Linked DNA regions of Homo sapiens: region 1 is linked to region 2. A link is a loop called in an ENCODE intact Hi-C map of the cell type or tissue named here. Cell type or tissue: PC-9. All regions are shown on one strand. Links, peaks and the distances in the headings refer to the core of each region. The heading gives the core; the rest is flanking DNA. Region 1 has its middle 9.8 kb from the start of DPF1. Region 2 overlaps WDR87 (WD repeat domain 87).

Region 1 (2,906 bases), core at 154-2,653, 330 kb after region 2:
TGAGGCAAGAGAATCACTTGAACCCAGGGGGCGGAGGTTGCAGTGAGTCGAGATTGTGCCACTTCACTCCAGCCTGGGCAAAAGAGCAAAAAACTCCATCTCAAAATAAAATAATAAAATAAAATAAATGTATCAATTAGTCATGCTCCATGCCTCTCCCCAGTGTCCAAAAGCATGCACCCAGCATGAAGAGAATCAGGTGGGATCCAGGCTCTGCCCTACCCCATATGGACACTTGGACAACCTGAAGTGAGGGGCAAATTTGGGGCCTTTTTTAAGGAAAAGTGCCCAGCACAGCATCTGGACCTAAGGCTTCAAGGCAGAGAGAAGGGATACATTAAAAGGCACACTTGGCCGGGCGCGGTGCCTCATGCCTATAATCCCAACACTTTGGGAGGCCGAGGAGGGTGGATCACCTGAGGTCAGGAGTTTGAGACCAGCCTGGCCAACATGGTGTAACCCTGTCTCTACTAAAAATACAAAAATTAGCCGGGCGTGGTGGCGGGCGCCTGTAGTCCCAGCTATTAGGGAGGCTGAGGCAGGAGAATCACTTGAACTCAGGAAGTGGAGGCTGCAGTGAGCTGAGATGGCACCACTGCACTCTAGTCTGAGCAACAGAGTGAGACTCCATCCCAAAATAAATAAATAAATAAATGTCACATCCACTCATTTCTAGAGAACGATGATGGTCTCCATCCCTCTGTGGATGTGCTGGGGACACAGCAGCAAATAAGATGGCCCCAGACTTTGCCTTAAGCTTGGAGTCCAGAAGAGTAACAGACTCATCACCAGACAGTGATGTCCAGAGGGGTCCAGGTGGGGTTAGGGGACACAGGCAGAGGGGTCGGGGCTGGGACAAGGGGGACACAGGCAGAGGGGTCTGGGCCAGGATTGGGGAGCACAGGCAGAGGGGTTGGGTTTGGGACAAGGGGGACTCAGGCAGAGGGGCCCAGGTGGGATGGGGAGCACAGACAGAGGGGTCCAGGTGGGATGGGGAGCACAGGCGGAGGGGTCGGAGCTGGGACAAGGGGGACACAGGCAGAGGGGTCCGGGCCGGGATTGGGGGGCACAGGCAGAGGGGTCGGGGCTGGGACAAGGAGGACACAGGCAGAGGGGTCCGGGCAGGGATTGGGGGGCACAGGCAGAGGGGTCGGGGCTGGAGCGGGGGAGACACAGGGCACTGTGGGAGCCCAGAGGCGGCTGTCTCCTGGCCTAGCCTGACAGTCAGGGATGCCTTCCTGGAGGAGAGGACACCCGGCCTGCATGTGAATCCTTTTGAGTCCTGACCCCCTGATCTACCCAGACACAGGGCAAGGTTCCTGCTCTGACCTCTTGGGGCCTTAATGCCTGATCTTCTTAATGCCCATCACTCAAGCTTTGAGGAACAAACCCTAAAAGTCTCAACCTGTGGTCACTTCTCCTAACCCTGGAACCCAAGGGTTTGCCCACCAGAGGGCGCTGTGGCCCCAGTCTTTGTCCAGCAGAGGCTGCTTCGGAAGCCTCAGATCCGGGAGACATCCTGCAGGCCATGGGGCTGCCCGCAGAGACACTGGGCCCCCAACCCTGAGCCTCAGACCCTGCCCAGGACCTGGTCACCAGGGTATCTCCCTCTCCTTCTCTCTCTCACACACACACGCCTCTAATCCAAGGTTCCGGTGGACCTGGAATCACAGAAAACTCTGCCCCATACCCACTGGGTCCAGCTTTGGCCTCTGAAGGAAATGCAACTGCTAACAGCCACTTCTCCCCTCTCCTGCCCGCTACAATTCAGAGGAAGCCTTCCCTAAGTGGCCCTTGGGATGTTCAGATGTACCTTTCAGAAGTTTCCTGCCCAGGCCCAGTGCGGTGGCTCACGCCTGTAACCCCAGCACTTTGGGAGGCGGAGGCAGGCGGATCACCTGAGGTCAGGAGTTCAAGACCAGCCTGGCCAACATGGTGAAACCCTGTCTCTACTAAAAGTACAAAAAATAACTGGCTGAGCATGGTGGCAGGTGCCTGTAATCCCAGCTACTCAGGAGGTTGAGGTAGGATAATAGCTTGAACCCAGGAGGCAGACACTGCAGTGGGCTGAGATCATGCCACCTGCACTCCAGCCTGGGCAACAAGAGTGAGACCCTGTATCAAAAAAAAAAAAAAAAAAAAAGTTTCCTGCCCAGATGGGGATGCTGAGGCGCAGAAGAGGTGGGGCTGGGGGGCCATGCAGTATCAGGGCAGCAACAGTAATAATCGTAACAGCAAATAAAGACTCATTGGTTCAGCTCCTCCTGAGTCAGGACCTGTACTGAGCTTTAACAAGCTACACACATCACTGAATCATACAGACCACACTTGGGAAGCAGGCACCCAAATGTCAGCAATGAGCTGAGACGGGAAGCCCTCAACCTTCATGGCAGGGAGAAGTAGGATTCGAACCCAGATCTGGTTGGGTGTGGTGGCTCAAGCCTGTAATCCCAGCATCCCAGCACTTTGGGAGGCCAAGGTGGGAGGATTTTTTTTTTTTTTTTTTTTTTTTTTTTTTGCTTGATTTTGAAACAGAGTCTCACTCCGTCGCCCAGGCTGGAGTTCAGGGGCGCCATCTCAGCTCACTTCAACCTCCTCCTCCTTGGTTCAAGTGATTCTCCTGCCTCAGCCTCCCAAGTAGCTGGGACTACAGGCATGCGTCACCACATCTGACTAATTTTTGTATTTTTAGTAGAGATGGGGTCTCACCATGTTGGGCAAGCTGATCTCGAACTCCTGACCTCAAATGATCCACCCACCTCGGCCTGCCAAAGGGCTGGGATTACAGGCATGAGCCACCGTGCCTGGCCAGGAGGATTGTTTGAGCCCAGGAGTTTGAGACCAGACAAGGCAACATAGTGAGACCCCATCTCTACAAAAGATTAAAAATAAATTAGCCAAGTGTG
Region 2 (2,906 bases), core at 168-2,667:
AGTGAGAAGGAGGACTTTCAAACCCCAAATCTCTATGTTTATTTAATTTTATGTGGTTTTTTTTTTTGAGACAGGGTCTCGCTCTGTTGCCCGGGCTGGAGTGCAGTAGTAGAGTCACAGTTCACTGCAGCCTCAAACCCCTGGGCTCAAGCAATCCTCCTGCCTCAGCCTACCGAGTAACTGGGACCACAGGCACACACCCCCATGCCTGGCTAATTTTTTAAAAACTTTTTGTAGATACAGGGTCTCCCTATGTTGCTTAGGTGGTCTCGAACTCCTGGGCTCAAGCGATCCACCTGCCTCAGCCTCCCAAAGTGCTGGGATTACAGGTATGAGACACTGCACCTGGCCCTCTATGTTTATTTATTTATTTATTTATTTATTTATTTATTTGCCACTCTTTCCCACACCATAGACCAGTTTCCTTGGGTTAGCCTCAGAGGATGACATTTGACTCCCTAATCCCAGTACCTGTCCTTAAAAGCAAGTTTGTAGTGAGCTCCAGATGCTTTAATCCCAACAGTCTTGTTTAATATCTTTTATTTCTTTTTCCTTTTTTATTTTTTTTGAGACAGAGTCTCACTCTGTCACCCAGGCTGGAGTGCCGTGGCACTATCTTGGCTCACTGCAACCCCTGCCTCTGGAGTTCAAGTGATTCTCCTGCCTCAGCCTCCTGAGTAGCTGGGATTACAGGCATGCACCACCATGCCCAGCTAATTTTGTATTTTTTTTTAGTAGAGATGGGGTTTTACCATGTTGGCCAGGCTGGTCTCGAACTTCTGACCTCAGGTCATCTGCCCGCCTCAGCCTCCCAAAGTGCTGGGATTACAGGCGTGAGCCACCATGCCCGGCTGATTGTTTAATATCTTAACACAAAGATAATCTAATGGGAGAATTCAAGCTCTGTGGCCAATTTAGCGTGAAGGGTATTTGGGACCAACGCATGTTATTCCTGCTGACTGTGGAGACAAACCAGGTCCATGACTGGGTGTTGACACTGGAACTATATTCCTTTTCTTAGCACCAGTCCACTGTAAGGTACAGCATTAGTTGGTGGCCTGAGGAAAGGCAAACCTCCCACGAGCTTTGCCTTGTTAAAGAGAGTTGACTCTAGGGGGCGCTGCACTCCACGACACGGTCAGGCCCCTGGGCTCCCTTTGGCTCACTTGTTGGCTCCAATGTGCTCTGTTACAGGTGAGTGTGAGGGGATCCAGGCAGGTTTCTTGCTCCCTAGAGCTTATAGTCATCAAAGAAGAGATATAAAATGGATTACAGTGGGAAATTCTAGGTGATGGGTTATATTATCCTTTAGAACTTTTCTGCAACTTTTAATTTCCTCAAATTAAATTGCAAATTAAATTCAGTTTTAAGAAGGAAAAGTATGAAGTGCTTTGAGTACATATAACGAGGAGACCTGGCCACCCAAAAGGAAGGTGATGAGTGCGCCACACTGTGAGACAGGGCCCTGCATGGATTATATAACCTTGCAGGTGGTCTCACATTTGGGCACAGGGGTGCAGAAAGTCCAGCTGATATCAGAAGGGCCTAATTAGTTGACTGTAAAGTCAGAGGGGCAACCTAGGCTTACTTGGTTCTTTGAATGACATTACTGATAAGGAGCCCAAGTTTGTCCCCAGGGCCTGGGAGTGCTACTCTGGCCTTCAGGTGGCTGCATAGCTAGGGCTGGGGGTGGAATGCATTTAACTTTCTTAATGGGAATAAATAGTTTTCCAGGCTGACAAACATACATTAACAGGGTGGGCTAGTTTCTGTTGGATGGAAGAGTTACCCTGGATCCCTGAGAAGTAACGACAGTATCCAGGATTAATTAGGTTGTAAAGTAGTAACCAGGAGTTTTACATATCTTTTAATTCTTATTTATTTTGAGACAGGGCCTCACTCTCACCCAGGCTGGAGTGCAGTGGCATGATCATGGCTCACTGCAGCCTCAACCACTCCGGCTCAAGTGATCCTTCTGCCTTAGCCTCCTGAGTAGTTGGGACTACAGGCTAGTGCTACCACACCTGGCTAATTTTTGTACTTTTTGTAGAGATGGGGTTTCACCATGTTGCCCAGGCTGGTCTCAAACTCCTGGCCTCAAAGAATCCACTTGCCTCAGCCTCCCAAAGTGTTGGGATTACTACAGGTGTCAGCCACCACACCCAGCCAATTTGGTTTAATTCTTACAATTATTCTAACGACTTAGCTATTATCCTCCCTGTAATTAAACAACCTTTTTTGTTTTTTGTTTTGTTTTGTTTTGAGTCGGAGTCTCACTCTGTCGCCCAGGCTAGAGTGCAGTGGCGCCATCTCCGCTCACTACAAGCTCCGCCTCCCAGGTTCACGCCGTTTTCCTGCCTCAGCCTCCCGAGTAGCTACAGGCGCCCGCCACCATGCCTGGCTAATTTTTTGTATTTTTAATAGAGACGGGGTTTCACCATGTTAGCCTCGATGGTCTCAATCTCGTGACCTCGTGATCCACCCGCCTCGGCCTCCCAAAGTGGTGGGATTACAGGCATGAGCCACTGCGCCCGGCCATTAAACAACTTTTAAAAACGGACATGGTAAAATATTGAAAATGTACTAAGGAGCAGGTAAGGGAAAAAAAGTCACCTTTTCACACCTGACCAGCTGTCCTTCTGTTTCCCCTTCCCAGAAGTAACTCTGGTTGTGTCTTTCTTTTGTGTGTGTGTGTGCTTTTTTTTTTTTTTTGAGATGGAGTCTCTGTCTGTCGCCCAGGCTGGAGTGCAGTGGCGCGATCTTGGCTCACTGCAACTTCTGCCTCCTGAGTTCAAGTGATTCTTGAGCCTCAGCCTCCCTAGTAGCTGGGATTACAGGCGTGCGCCACCACACCCAGCGAATTTTTTGTATTTTTAGCAGAGATGTGGTTTCGCCATTTTGGCCAG

The links. Peaks named below come from ENCODE experiments on the same cell type or tissue, not always from the same donor. Only the 100,000 strongest peaks of a DNase experiment are listed, where the experiment ranks them.
Region 1: a loop joins it to region 2, with 10 times the contacts of the local background. A loop is called at or near these places in 78 of 110 quality-filtered maps.

The regions. Positions count from the first base shown.
Region 1 is chr19:38,232,527-38,235,432 of GRCh38, forward strand. No RefSeq gene overlaps it. Among named protein-coding and RNA genes, the nearest start is that of DPF1, 9.8 kb to the left of the region's middle. RefSeq lists an enhancer at 1,691-1,740. In PC-9, for the core only: CTCF peaks have their summits at 1,457 (motif pointing right) and 1,656; a DNase peak (open chromatin) is centred at 1,465.
Region 2 is chr19:37,901,665-37,904,570 of GRCh38, forward strand. The region is part of intron 1 of WDR87 (WD repeat domain 87); the gene reads right to left. Among named protein-coding and RNA genes, the nearest start is that of WDR87, 3.5 kb to the right of the region's middle. In PC-9, for the core only: a CTCF peak has its summit at 1,128 (motif pointing right); a DNase peak (open chromatin) is centred at 1,117.